Linked DNA regions of Homo sapiens: all the other regions are linked to region 3. Evidence: chromatin contacts called from ENCODE Hi-C or POLR2A ChIA-PET data. All regions are on one chromosome and are shown on one strand. Each heading gives the region's core, a stretch centred on a gene start or an enhancer-like site at or near the end of the contact. The rest is flanking DNA. Distances are from core to core; before and after follow the strand shown.

Region 1 (3,968 bases), core at 38-2,537, 740 kb before region 3:
TGAGGGCCAAATCTGACGTGTCATCTGCTTTTATGAGACCAGTTTTATTGAACACAGTCAGGCCCATTTATTTACATATTTTCCATGGTTGTTTTTGCACTATAGTGCAGAGTACAGCAGTGGGAAAGAGCTGAGTGGTTACTACAGAAACCATGTGGCCTACAAAGCCAAAAATATTTACTATTTCACCCTTTACAAAAAATGTCTGCCAACCTCTGGCCTATGAAAACTTAAGTAACCTGAGTCCTTTTTTACTTAAGACAGAGAATTCTCTATGTGCCCTTTTGATAGTATTGGGTAATAGCCATTATACCACTCTTTGGTAAACAGAAACAGTCACTTTAGGCAAAATGTTACAGAAGAAAACGTTCACCCTTTCTTTAGTTGACCAGCTGCCTATTGGAATTTTTTTTTTTTTTTTTTTTTTTTTAAGACTGAGTCTCAGTCTGTTGCCTAGGCGGAGGACACGAGAATCACTTGAATTGGGAAGGCAGAGGTTGCAGTGAGCCGAGATTGTGCCACTGCACTCCAGCCTAGGTGACAGAGCGAGACTGTGCCAAAAATAAAAAATAAAATAAAATAAAATCTTTTATTGACAAAATGAAGAAAAGCAAAGGGAAGAGAATATTTAACAGTGTATGAACTTGAACAAGGGCAATATGAAAAGCAAAGGACTTCAAGAGAATATGTTTAAAAGAAACTTAAAAACATTTTTTAAATTTTAATACTGCCCTCACAAAGAAAAGATTTCTAAAAGCTCTCTTGACATAAAAGCTTACAGAAGGCCAGAAATTACAGCCCCAGAAATGGTTGCTGTTGGTTCTTCTGCAGTGAGGAAAGTACACAGGAGAGGCAATATTAAGGTGAAGCCAAATGAAGACGTGCTAATTTCATATGTGAACAAAGGCGAGACTAAATGTTTCAACATTTATTTTTCAAAATAAATTTCTATTATGTGTGGAAAGAGACCCTTTTGTGCTAATACAACTGAAATCAAAATCCAAGGTGGCAGAACACAGCATATTCAGTCTTCCCTAATGCTCAGACGCATGGAGGGAAACAGCTGACGTTCTAGTACAGAGAAAGAAATAGAAGGTACTCGAGGCCCATCAACTTTTTTATGAGTTATCCAAAATCAAAAGCAAAAAAACCCTCAAAAACATAATTTTTGTTTCACTTTCTATTTTTATAATAATATTGAGGAACTCTGCATAGGCTACTTACTCTCACAAGCACACATGTGGCCACAGGGTTGAAAAAGAACAGCTGCTTTCTTGTCAGAGCATACCACACATTCTTCAATCTATAGAAAAAGAGGTTACAGCACAGTGACCATTTACAGATAAATCTAGTAACTCTTAACAAGTTCAATTATATCCAAATGTATTTCCTCTGTAAGAAAACACCTAGGCACAGAGAAATTTAACACACACTTTCCTCCCATCCTCTACTTTCCTGGTTATTCATTTTCACATCTTTATATACCCTAGCTTAACAGGCACTTATTTCTATTCTACCTTCATCTCCCTATCTGTCCTAAAATATAGAATAGAAAAAACTCCATTTCCTCTGAGGAAGCCTCTGGAGGCTTCAATATTTTTTTCCCCCAAAAACTACTTTTGAGGGGAAACTAAAAAAGACAACGAACAAATAAAGTAGTAAAATAAGAAATGACTGAAAGACAGATTTCTAATATTAATAAAAATCTAGCTAGATTAGCCAAATTGCTAAAATCCACGAGGGATTTTTCTGTTTACCCACATTTAAGAAACTCTACCTTAAAGTGCCCTTTTCCAGGACTTGGTCAATTCCCATGCTGCCTGAAGCCCACAGCTTTGGGCTATTCTTTTTCCCTGATCTCTAGCAAGACTTCCACAGCCTATTCATAATCTCCCTCACTTTCACCTCTTCTTCATGTCCACTTAATCTGAGCTTGGACATTTAACTATTAACCACCTTGGCTCTGGCTTCCTGTATCCCTACCCCATAGCCCTTGGCTACTCATCTGTCTTTCACCTATTCTCCCTTCTAACACACAGTCACATTTAGCCATCTCTTGTGTCACCAAAAATGGTAACTACTACTCACCTACAGCATCATCCAAACAACCAAATACATGCACGTGTGCTCTCTCTCTTTCTCTCTATGGACTTTCCCAACTTACACCTCAGTATGTACATAGAATTTATGTAAGTATAGAAAAAGCAGAATGCAGAATGCAGTAAGACATAGTTGATCAAGACACTGACATTCCTGGATTCAAAATCTACCTCCAACACCAACAAATTACCTAACATTGTTGAGCTACAACATTATTTATCTAAACAATAAAGAATAATCCTTCACAGAGTGATAAAGAGTAAATCAGATATGTATAAAGTAGTTCAATGTGTAATATATAAAATCAGTGCCTAATACATAATAATTATCTTCTCCTTTCTATATAACATGTTGATTTTTAAAATGATTTCCATTGCATTTGTCTTTTTGTCTGAATTGTTTCTGAAGAGTTTAAAATAATACAGCAAACTGATCTAAAAACCATATCTGTACCTATTCCGCTATTATAAGAAAAAAAAACTGTAGCCATACCTTTTCCTCCAATTATTTCCTCAGGTTATACTTCCAGGAGTGGAGTTACTAAACCAAAGCATATTGTGTAATGTCTGTACATATAGCCGGGTTGGCCACCTAGCCTCCAGCAGTGTTTAGAGAGTGCCTGTTTGCCATTTTCCTTGCTAGCACTTTTTAAAATGTATTTTTGCTACTTCAACTGAAATAGTTCATGTTAATTCAATTAATTTCCTTCTTTGTATTTCTCTAACAGAAAAGGATCCCATGCTTGTTTATACCTCCCTCCAAATACTGTAATTTGTTTTTCTTCAATGAAGACATTCATTATCCTTTAACCACTTGGGGTCACTATTTCTTCGTAGTCAAAGGCTCTACAACCAACCTGGCAAATCTGTTGGGTGGGTATATCCGTAGTTTTTCTACTTTTCTATAGATTATAAATTTATAAGATTATAAATTATAAAACTTTCATAATTTAAAAATCAAATTGCAAGCCTATTAATTCTCAGAATAACTATATTCAAAAGGTCTGAAAAAGAACGAAAGCATATTCTTTCCTCTTTCCTCTCTCCTCTGTTCCATCAACTATCCCTTGCAGACATCGTTCTTAATTTTGTCTATGCATCATAACACAGTGAAAAGAACAGGGGCTTAAGAATCAAGAGACCTGCATTCAAGAACCAGATGTCAGTCCATTTCTTTGAGCTGCAGCTTTTATAAGAATAACTTCATAGCTGAGACTCTGCTTCTGACAACCAGAGGCTCTGAACTCCTACTCAGTTTTTAACTCTCTTAAAGCACCTACAACACCCAATATGGCAGAGTTGCTTATATATAAGTCATAGTTTACCAATAGATTACACATTTTTAGCAGGTAATTATTATATACATCTTTGTCTTGACTATAAAACAGATGTTCAATAAAGGTTTGTTGAAATAGGGCTTAATCTAACAAAAAGTTTCAAACACAATGGCAGAATACACAGATCAATCTAAAGACAAAAGAATGGCTTAAATTTTTGTTCTTCTTTTGTATTCTTTCCCAAACTATTACTTCGTAAACAGGTAGCTAAAGCGAATTATAAATGCTAAGTAGAATGATCCACATTAATTTATTAAGCAGGGTTAACACCTATTTAATACAAATGAAATGCCAACACAGTGTCTGGCACACAATAAGTGCTATTAGTTCACCCTTCTCAGCTTTATGAATTGATCAAGCAGCTACATACATACAAGCACTCCAGTATTCCTATCAAAAATAACTTCCTTGTGCTTTTTCCTGTGCCAAAAATTCTACGAAAGATACATTAATTTGGATCATAAAAACCATCCAGGCTTAGAAGGTTGAAAGTAGAAGAAGCAGGGGCAAGGCAACACCTTTTAAGTCCCTG
Region 2 (4,073 bases), core at 208-2,707, 520 kb before region 3:
AATAATTTGTGGGGGAAAAAACGCTAATTACTATATAACTTCAATGACTTACAAAAAAAAATTATCAACTGTGGAAAAATCAAAAAGCATTTGAATTTACTTGATGAGGTAAGATACTTAAAAAAATATATATCTAGTATTTATTTATACCAATATATACATTTATATATCTAATATATATGACAGGTACATTCTACATGTATACTAATATATCTATTAGTATATATTTATATATTAGTATAAATACATATATATATAAATACATATATATATCTCTCTCTCGATTTTTTTTTGAGACGTAGTCTCACTCCATCGCCCAGGCTGGAGTGCAGTGGCACAATCTCGGCTCACTGCAACCTCCGCCTCCTGGGTTCAAGCAATTCTCCTGCCTCGGCCTCATGAGTAGCTGGGATTACAGGCGCCTGTCACTGCACCTGGCTAACTTTTGTATTTTTAGTAGAAATGGGGTTTCACCCTCTTGGCCAAGCTGGTCTTCAACTCCTGACCTCGTGATCCACCTGCCTCGGCCTCCCAAAGTGCTGGGATTACAGGCGTGAGCCACCACACCCAGGCTAAACTTTTTTAAGGTAACGATCTTTGCAGAAAATTTCTTTACTTAAAAAAAAAAAAACTCACATACATGATGAAAATACAGATTTAAGCCACCCACATCCTCAGTTGTTTTCCTTAGCATATAAATACTTCGTAGTAAGCTTTACAAAGAACTGATGCACTGAGAGACATTTTTTCTGAGCTTAGCAAATCAAAAACAATTTTTAAAAGTCCTTATTAACAATTAGAACAGTTTTGCTGTCAAATAAAGTAGGTCTTTTCTCTTTTATTCTCAAAGAACCCCTTAATAAAGGAGGCACTGACAGGTACATTACACATTAATAGGAGATTTTAACACTGCTCATAACTGATAATCTAGTGACCATTAACTCCAAGTTATAACTTGGAAAACATAAAACTATATCCTATTAAGAACTGATTAAAAAGCAAAAGAAACAAAAGTAAGACATTAGCAGCTAGACAACAAAGCAATGACCCTTAATTTAGAAGACAACTTTTTACCAGGTACCTAAGACTCCGTGGAGTAAAACTCAGGAAAGGAGAATCAATTCTAGACCCCATCCCATAAGGACTTTAGTTTCCGAAATACCAAAACAAACTTCTTACTTCCCCTGTGGGTAGGTGCCACAGAATGAAGAGTAAAGCAATAAAATGCATATTCAGTGCATGTGAAGTAGAAGGGTATATATCCTATATATATTGTTAAGTTTAGCCTAAAGTCTCTTTACATATCTCAAGTTCAGCTTAAAGGTTTCTCAGTACATAGAACTGTAGCCTAACTGGACGTGTAAACAGACGGTACCCTACTCTTGTGGCAATCACTAAGTTTCAGCCAACCAAAGACAGCGAACTGTTCAAACCATATTCAAATAAGGCAAACGCTGAACTGTAACTAATCCGGCTGTTGCTGTATCTCACTTCCATTTTCCATACATCACTTTCCTTCTGTCCATAAATCTTCAACTATGCAGCTGGGCTGAAGCCTCTGAGCCTATTATGGTTCAGGGGCTACCTGATTTGTGAATTGTCCTTTGCTCAATTAAACTCTGCCAAATTTAATTTGTCTAAGGCTTTTATTTTAACCTTATTCATCATAAAAAGAAAAAGAAAAATTTTAGTTCAAAAACTTAAAACCTGATCAACTAAAAATGAAACTGCCCAGTAGAAATGCTTAGCTCTCACTGTGGTAATTTCGTGAATGTGGAGGAAACTACTAAAACTTTGATATACTAAATAGACAGCTCTGTCCCACATTTATGTTTATTAAAAACTGACATAAACAAACACAACCTGTACAAAAAATATCCCAAATCTCATATGACTTTGAAATCTTGAGAGACATTATCGCCTAGGACCCCCTCTTCCTCTGCCACGGCCACGTCCTCTTCCTCTTCCTCTTCCTCTGCCTCTTCCTGCAACTGAAGGAAAAGAAAAACAAACCAAGTTCAATTCTCTCCTGCACCAATGTTACCTAGACACCACAAACAACATTTACACACACACCTTTCCCTGTTTATAGCTCTTTATTAGTAGCTACAGTAAATAAAGTTTAACTAGCTTCTGTTAAATGTGTTAGACTTCAGATTCCCTCCACCCCCCAACACATTATCATGCAGAACCAATAACTAAAGGCCTAGGGAGATTATTATTTGTTTCATTTCAATTTATTTACTAAGAAATGTGTCAAATTTAAAAATACTTTTTCTTTATATCATGTCTCAAATTCACCATAAAATGATTTGAACCTCACAAAAAAAGGGAAGATATATATCACAGAATAAAACATGATCACCTTGATGCCAGAGTTTTGGTAACTGAATAAAATCCAAGCAAGTTAATTCAAAACCAGGAAAGTTTAAATGTATTACATCAAATCACAATCTTATTAACTCTTCAGAAAATTAAAACTCATTTGACCTACACATAATCTAGTGCTTTAATCCAAATAGTAATATCCCTACTGGGTCATCCTAACTCTAGTTGAGTATCATGGTGATAGGGAATTCATGACCCAAATAAACTTATTTCATCTTCAGACAGCTAAGAATATTAGAAAATCTTGACATAGAAGTCAGTCACATTCTAAATGTTTTTGTTTTTGTTTTTTAAATACAGGGTCTCACTCTGTAGTCCCATCTGGAGTGTAATTACACCTCACTGCAGCCTTGAACTCCTGGGCTCAAGTGATCCTCCCATCTAAGCCTCCTGAGTAGCTGGGACTACAGGTACAAACCATCATGTCTGGCTAATTTTTAAAATTTTTGTAGAGATGAGGTCTCCCTTTGTTGCCCAAGCTGCTCTCAAACTCTTGGGCCAAAGCAATCCTCCAGCCTCAGCCTCCCAAAGTGGTGGGATTACAGGTGTGAGCCACCGCACCTGGCCACATTAGAAATTTGTACACACTGATTCTAGTCTTACCATTCTAAGCAATAAATAGTAAGTTTAAGATGCTAATTAAGGGACATTTCACAAAATAACTGGCCCGTACTCTTACAAAGTATCAAGGTCACAAAAGGAAAACTGAGGAGAACCAGCTGATACGCATTAAAGGAAACTAAGGAAACGTACAAGTAAATGCAACCTGTTGTACTGGATTGGATCTTGGACCAGGAAAAGGACATTAAAGGGACAATCAGAGAAATGTGAGAAAGGTCTCTAGATAATACAGTAGTGACACATCAATGTAAAATTTCTAATTTTTTGTAGTTATATGACATTTTAACATTTAGACAATCTTGGTGAAAAGTGTATGGGAATTCCTTGTACTATTTTTGCAACTTTTTGTGTCTAAAATTATTTCAAAATGAAGTGTTTAAAAAAATAAAGAAAATGGGAAAAACAGAGTTGGAGGGGTGTTGTAAAACAACAACAACAACAACAACAAAAGGGCTGGGCACCTGTAATCCCAGCTACTTGGGAGGTTGAGGCAGGAGAACTGCTTGAACCTGGGAGGCAGAGGTTGTAATGAGTGGAGATCGCGCCATGGCACTCCAGCCTGGGCAACAGAGCATGACTCTGTCTCAAAAAAAAAAAAAAAAAAAAAAACCCAAGAAAAGAAAATGGACCAGGTATGATGGTGGCTCACACCTATAATCCCAGCACTTTGGGAGGCCACAGCAGGAGGATTGTTTGAGACCAAGAGTTCAAGACTATCCTGGACAACATAGGGAGACCCTGTCTTTACAAAAAAATAAAAAATAAAAAATTAGCCAGGTTTGGTGGTGCATATCTGTAAAAAAGAAAGATAAATTAAGAAAACAACTGCTCACTGCAATCTCCGCCTCTCGGGTTCAAGCGATTCTCCTGCCTCAGCCTCCCGAGTAGCTGGGACTGCAGGCGCCCACCACCACGCCCAGCTACTTTTTTGTATTTTTAGTAGAGATGGGGTTTTACTCTGTTGGCCAGGCTGGTGATCCACCTGCCTCGGCCTTCCAAAGTGCTGGGGTTACAGGCGTGAGCCACCGCGCCCAGCTGCTGCTTCTTTTTTTTTTTTTTAAAGA
Region 3 (3,971 bases), core at 218-2,717:
CTCTGAGAAACAACAAAATTCCTAATACCTAAAAATGGTAATAATAATAAAAAAAAGACAAGCAGGGTTTAGGAAATTTATTTTAGGGCAACTGCCTGATTTATTTTAAGCCCTATGCTTAAAAATAAGTCTAATTCACATGACTTAAAATGCTGGAGCCAAGAAAAGTCGCTGCAAAGGCATTTAATGAAATACCTGGTTTGTCTAGTTGTCTTTGTTATGATTTTTGTATAAACCAAGAACGTCCTATCTTGATATATATAGTGGATTTTATATCTAAATATTTCTTGTATTTAATAAATTGAAAATAGAAATAGACATTTTTTCAAACAGTGTAAGATTTTCCTAACCTCTGACTCACATCGTAAGGCTGGTGGACTGTTCAGATGCTGTACGATGCTTTTTACTCCGATGCTTTTTGGTTCATCTGTAGCATTTTCCATCATGGGGTAAAAGATCCACATTTTCTATTTCTAGTGATCCTTAATTTGGCTTCTGAGCAAAAATAAAGTTTGATGAGGAATAAATTAAGGTAGATTTCCTGCTGAAACCAGTGAAGAACATAACTTTATCAGCGGGGGTGAGTGACAAGTCTTTCACCTTTCCTCACACCACAGTCAACGAAGTAACGGAACTAGGAGAAATGCCCATTATTCTCATGTCCTACATTAGTTCTGATAAAAATCACAATTAAGTTTCACTGAATGTTTTGACATTGAAACGGCAGCATTACACGTCCAGGAGAGAACTACAGTAGGGGTGTTATGAGAACTAACACGAACGACTTAAAAATATTGATTTTTTTCTACGAGATTATTTTCCTTTAAAAAAATTAAATTGAGCTTGACTTCTATTGACTGTATCTTCCGGAGTCAGTATTTTATGGCTCCCCTGACACACACGCCTGGCGTGGGAGGGCTGAGCGCTGCAGCGCTTCGGAACTTTCCCAGTGAATCGTAAATGGGTTCAACGCCGGGGCTCGCGGAGGGCTGTCCATGGAGTACCACTGAAAACCAAACGCCACTGGTGCTCAATGCTGGTACCTGCCGACGAAAAGGCTTCTTGCCTAAAAAAGAACCTATTGCCCCACCCTAACAGCAACAAGGAGAACAAGCACTCTCTCCTCGTCAGAAGTCTCTGGACTGGCTGCAACCCAGAGGAAACAGAGCTGGGGCATCTGCCGGGACAGCGATCAGAAGCAGCCAGAGCTCCGCCTCCGTCCGGACCTCCAAGGCCGCTCCAGAGCCCTGCATGGCTCCTCAGAGCCGGCCAAGGCGAGAACCTTGCCGGCAGCTGCTTACCCGCACTCGGCTCCTCCCAGCGGTCCGCCTTCTCCACCGCCTGCCCGCAAGGCCCCGCCCACCTCACCGCCCCGCCCCACCCCACCCTGCGGAGGCGACAGAGTGCGCGCGCGCGCGCGGGGTCCCGGCTGGTTCCCCTTCCGAGCGTCCGCGCCCCGCATGCGCAGTCTGCCCCGGCGGTCTCCGTTTGTTTGAACAGGAAGGCGGACATATTAGTCCCTCTCAGCCCCCCTCGCCCCACCCCCCAGGCATTCGCCGCCGCGACTCGCCCTTTCCCCGGCTGGGACCGCAGCCCCTCCCAGAAGCTCCCCCATCAGCAGCCGCCGGGACCCAACTATCGTCTTCCTCTTCGCCCGCTCTCCAGCCTTTCCTCTGCTAAGTCTCCATCGGGCATCGACCTCGCCCTGCCCCACCGGACACCGTAGCAGCAGCCCCAGCAGCGACGGGACAAAATGGGAGAGTGAGGCTGTCCTGCGTGGACCAGCTCGTGGCCGAGACTGATCGGTGCGTCGGGCCGGGCCGAGTAGAGCCGGGGACGCGGGGCTAGACCGTCTACAGCGCCTCTGAGCGGAGCGGGCCCGGCCCGTGGCCCGAGCGGCGGCCGCAGCTGGCACAGCTCCTCACCCGCCCTTTGCTTTCGCCTTTCCTCTTCTCCCTCCCTTGTTGCCCGGAGGGAGTCTCCACCCTGCTTCTCTTTCTCTACCCGCTCCTGCCCATCTCGGGACGGGGACCCCTCCATGGCGACGGCGGCCGGGGCCCGCTAGACTGAAGCACCTCGCCGGAGCGACGAGGCTGGTGGCGACGGCGCTGTCGGCTGTCGTGAGGGGCTGCCGGGTGGGATGCGACTTTGGGCGTCCGAGCGGCTGTGGGTCGCTGTTGCCCCCGGCCCGGGGTCTGGAGAGCGGAGGTCCCCTCAGTGAGGGGAAGACGGGGGAACCGGGCGCACCTGGTGACCCTGAGGTTCCGGCTCCTCCGCCCCGCGGCTGCGAACCCACCGCGGAGGAAGTTGGTTGAAATTGCTTTCCGCTGCTGGTGCTGGTAAGAGGGCATTGTCACAGCAGCAGCAACATGTCGACTGGGGACAGTTTTGAGACTCGATTTGAAAAAATGGACAACCTGCTGCGGGATCCCAAATCGGAAGTGAATTCGGATTGTTTGCTGGTGAGTAGCGCTGTTCTCTTTTGCTTGTCTGGGGTTTTGCATGTCTTTCCTTCCTCTTGCATTAGTCTGGTTCGCTGCAAAAGTCTCAGGTGTGCATAATCGTCTTGGAAAATGCTAGATTTCTGTTTCCTGAAGAATCTTGGAGTACCATTAACATCTCATGGTGTGGTCCTATTTGCCATTTGACTGGCTCTGTACTAACTACTCTGAACTTTTAATTCTGACTCAGTTCATGAGTACCCGAAAGATACTTACAAACTGCTATTGCAGGCATCCTATAAAAAGTTATCACGTCAGAGTTACTGCAATGTATACAGTTTGTTGAATGGCGATCGTAGTAATTAATGTTAATCTTTCTGATCCGTTTGACAGTTAAATTGGAAAGACTACTTTGCATTTTTTTTCCTTTTTGCGATTTAGCTCCTAGGGGTTTAGTTTTTAGCCTTGAAAATGATAACGGAGAATTGCTATTGAGGAAGTGATTTTTGAGCCAAAATTTCATAGGTGATTTGAGTTTGAAGGAACTTTTTGCTAAACTATTGTAAAAAACCAAGATAATTGGTCATAGGTAATTACAGTGTTAACTTATTTTATTGTATTATTGGTTACAAAAGTACGTACCATACAGTTATTGTAACTGTCTTTTTGGTGGTGTGGCACTTAACATTGTCACTTGTAAAACATTCTAAAGAGGGTTTTATGACATGAAAAACCACAATCCCATTTTAAAAATAGTTAAGTGGTTGATAATACAGTTATCTGTAAATAATTGGAATTCTTAGGTTTGATACATTTCCTCTGTAAATGTATCAAAGTTGTTCAGAGTTTCTGAACAACTAAGGGTTATATAATATTTCTTGGTCCAAACAAAACCACATAATCTCTAAAATAAGGTTTCAGGGAGCATGTATATGGACAGGATTTCACAATGTCTTCGGTGAAATAATGTTAGATATGCTCAATTTTGGGGATTAAGATTAAGGAAACAAAATAATACCATTCAAAGAAATAATACAATTCAAAAATCGCATCTTGAATCAAAGGAAAATTAATGTAGATTGTTTAAAATTAACGTGCATTTCAGTTACTCTAAATTTCTGTTTATTTGTATTTTTCCACGTGTATGGGTTTTACAACAAGCTTCCCAAAGCTTTCAGAATTGTTGTAAGCATCCCTGACCAGGAAATAAGACTATTGTGGGTTGTTTGAAATGTCTCACCACATTATGGATGCTCTTTATATTGAGAGATAGTAAAGAAGGTTGATGCGTAATAGATTTTAAAACATTTTATTAAACGAGATAAGTGGAAGGAATTAGAATATATCTTGTAGTAAGGATTTCTATAACTTCTAAGAAGTCTGATTTATCTTTTAATATTTATCCAGTTTTCATATATTTTTGATTTTATTTTGCTTTTCGATCTCCTTATTACATGAGTGGTGTTATAGGGAGGGTTTAGTAGCTTTCTTTTTCTTTAAATCATCTTCTGGCCTCTTGCTATAGCTTCA

The links. A loop is a pair of places that touch in the nucleus more often than their neighbours do. ChIA-PET counts read pairs that join two places held with the same protein, here RNA polymerase II (POLR2A). Pooled maps may share reads with other maps.
Region 1: a map with no recorded cell type shows a loop between it and region 3 (5-fold over the local background). The contact joins the enhancer-like site here to the promoter of ROCK1 in region 3. A Hi-C loop is called at or near these places in 5 of 37 single-sample maps with no recorded cell type and 4 of 50 pooled maps. POLR2A ChIA-PET finds 5 or more read pairs at or near these places in 1 of 52 experiments (activated naive CD4-positive, alpha-beta T cell).
Region 2: a loop to region 3 is called in a pooled map, with 2.3 times the contacts of the local background. The contact joins the enhancer-like site here to the promoter of ROCK1 in region 3. A Hi-C loop is called at or near these places in 3 of 168 maps with a recorded cell type or tissue (CD4-positive, alpha-beta T cell, CD8-positive, alpha-beta T cell and naive thymus-derived CD4-positive, alpha-beta T cell), 3 of 37 single-sample maps with no recorded cell type and 13 of 50 pooled maps. POLR2A ChIA-PET finds 5 or more read pairs at or near these places in 2 of 52 experiments (HEK293 and activated B cell).

The regions. Positions count from the first base shown.
Region 1 is chr18:21,850,475-21,854,442 of GRCh38, reverse strand. It overlaps MIB1 (MIB E3 ubiquitin protein ligase 1), which reads right to left. Exons shown (of 21, transcript NM_020774.4): 18 at 1,225-1,303. Among named protein-coding and RNA genes, the nearest start is that of MIR133A1HG, 21 kb to the right of the region's middle. Within about 2 kb of position 1,287, at least 2 of the 41 ENCODE cell types and tissues checked have a DNase peak (open chromatin) inside an H3K27ac peak, as active enhancers do.
Region 2 is chr18:21,626,980-21,631,052 of GRCh38, reverse strand. It overlaps SNRPD1 (small nuclear ribonucleoprotein D1 polypeptide), which reads right to left. Exons shown (of 4, transcript NM_006938.4): 4 at 1-1,991. The coding sequence ends at 1,915. Among named protein-coding and RNA genes, the nearest start is that of SNRPD1, 17 kb to the right of the region's middle. Within about 2 kb of position 1,457, at least 3 of the 41 ENCODE cell types and tissues checked have a DNase peak (open chromatin) inside an H3K27ac peak, as active enhancers do.
Region 3 is chr18:21,109,309-21,113,279 of GRCh38, reverse strand. It overlaps ROCK1 (Rho associated coiled-coil containing protein kinase 1), which reads left to right and starts at 1,467. Exons shown (of 33, transcript NM_005406.3): 1 at 1,467-2,462. The coding sequence starts at 2,370. RefSeq lists enhancers at 869-928, 959-1,178, 1,278-1,572, 1,226-1,814 and a silencer at 1,219-1,608.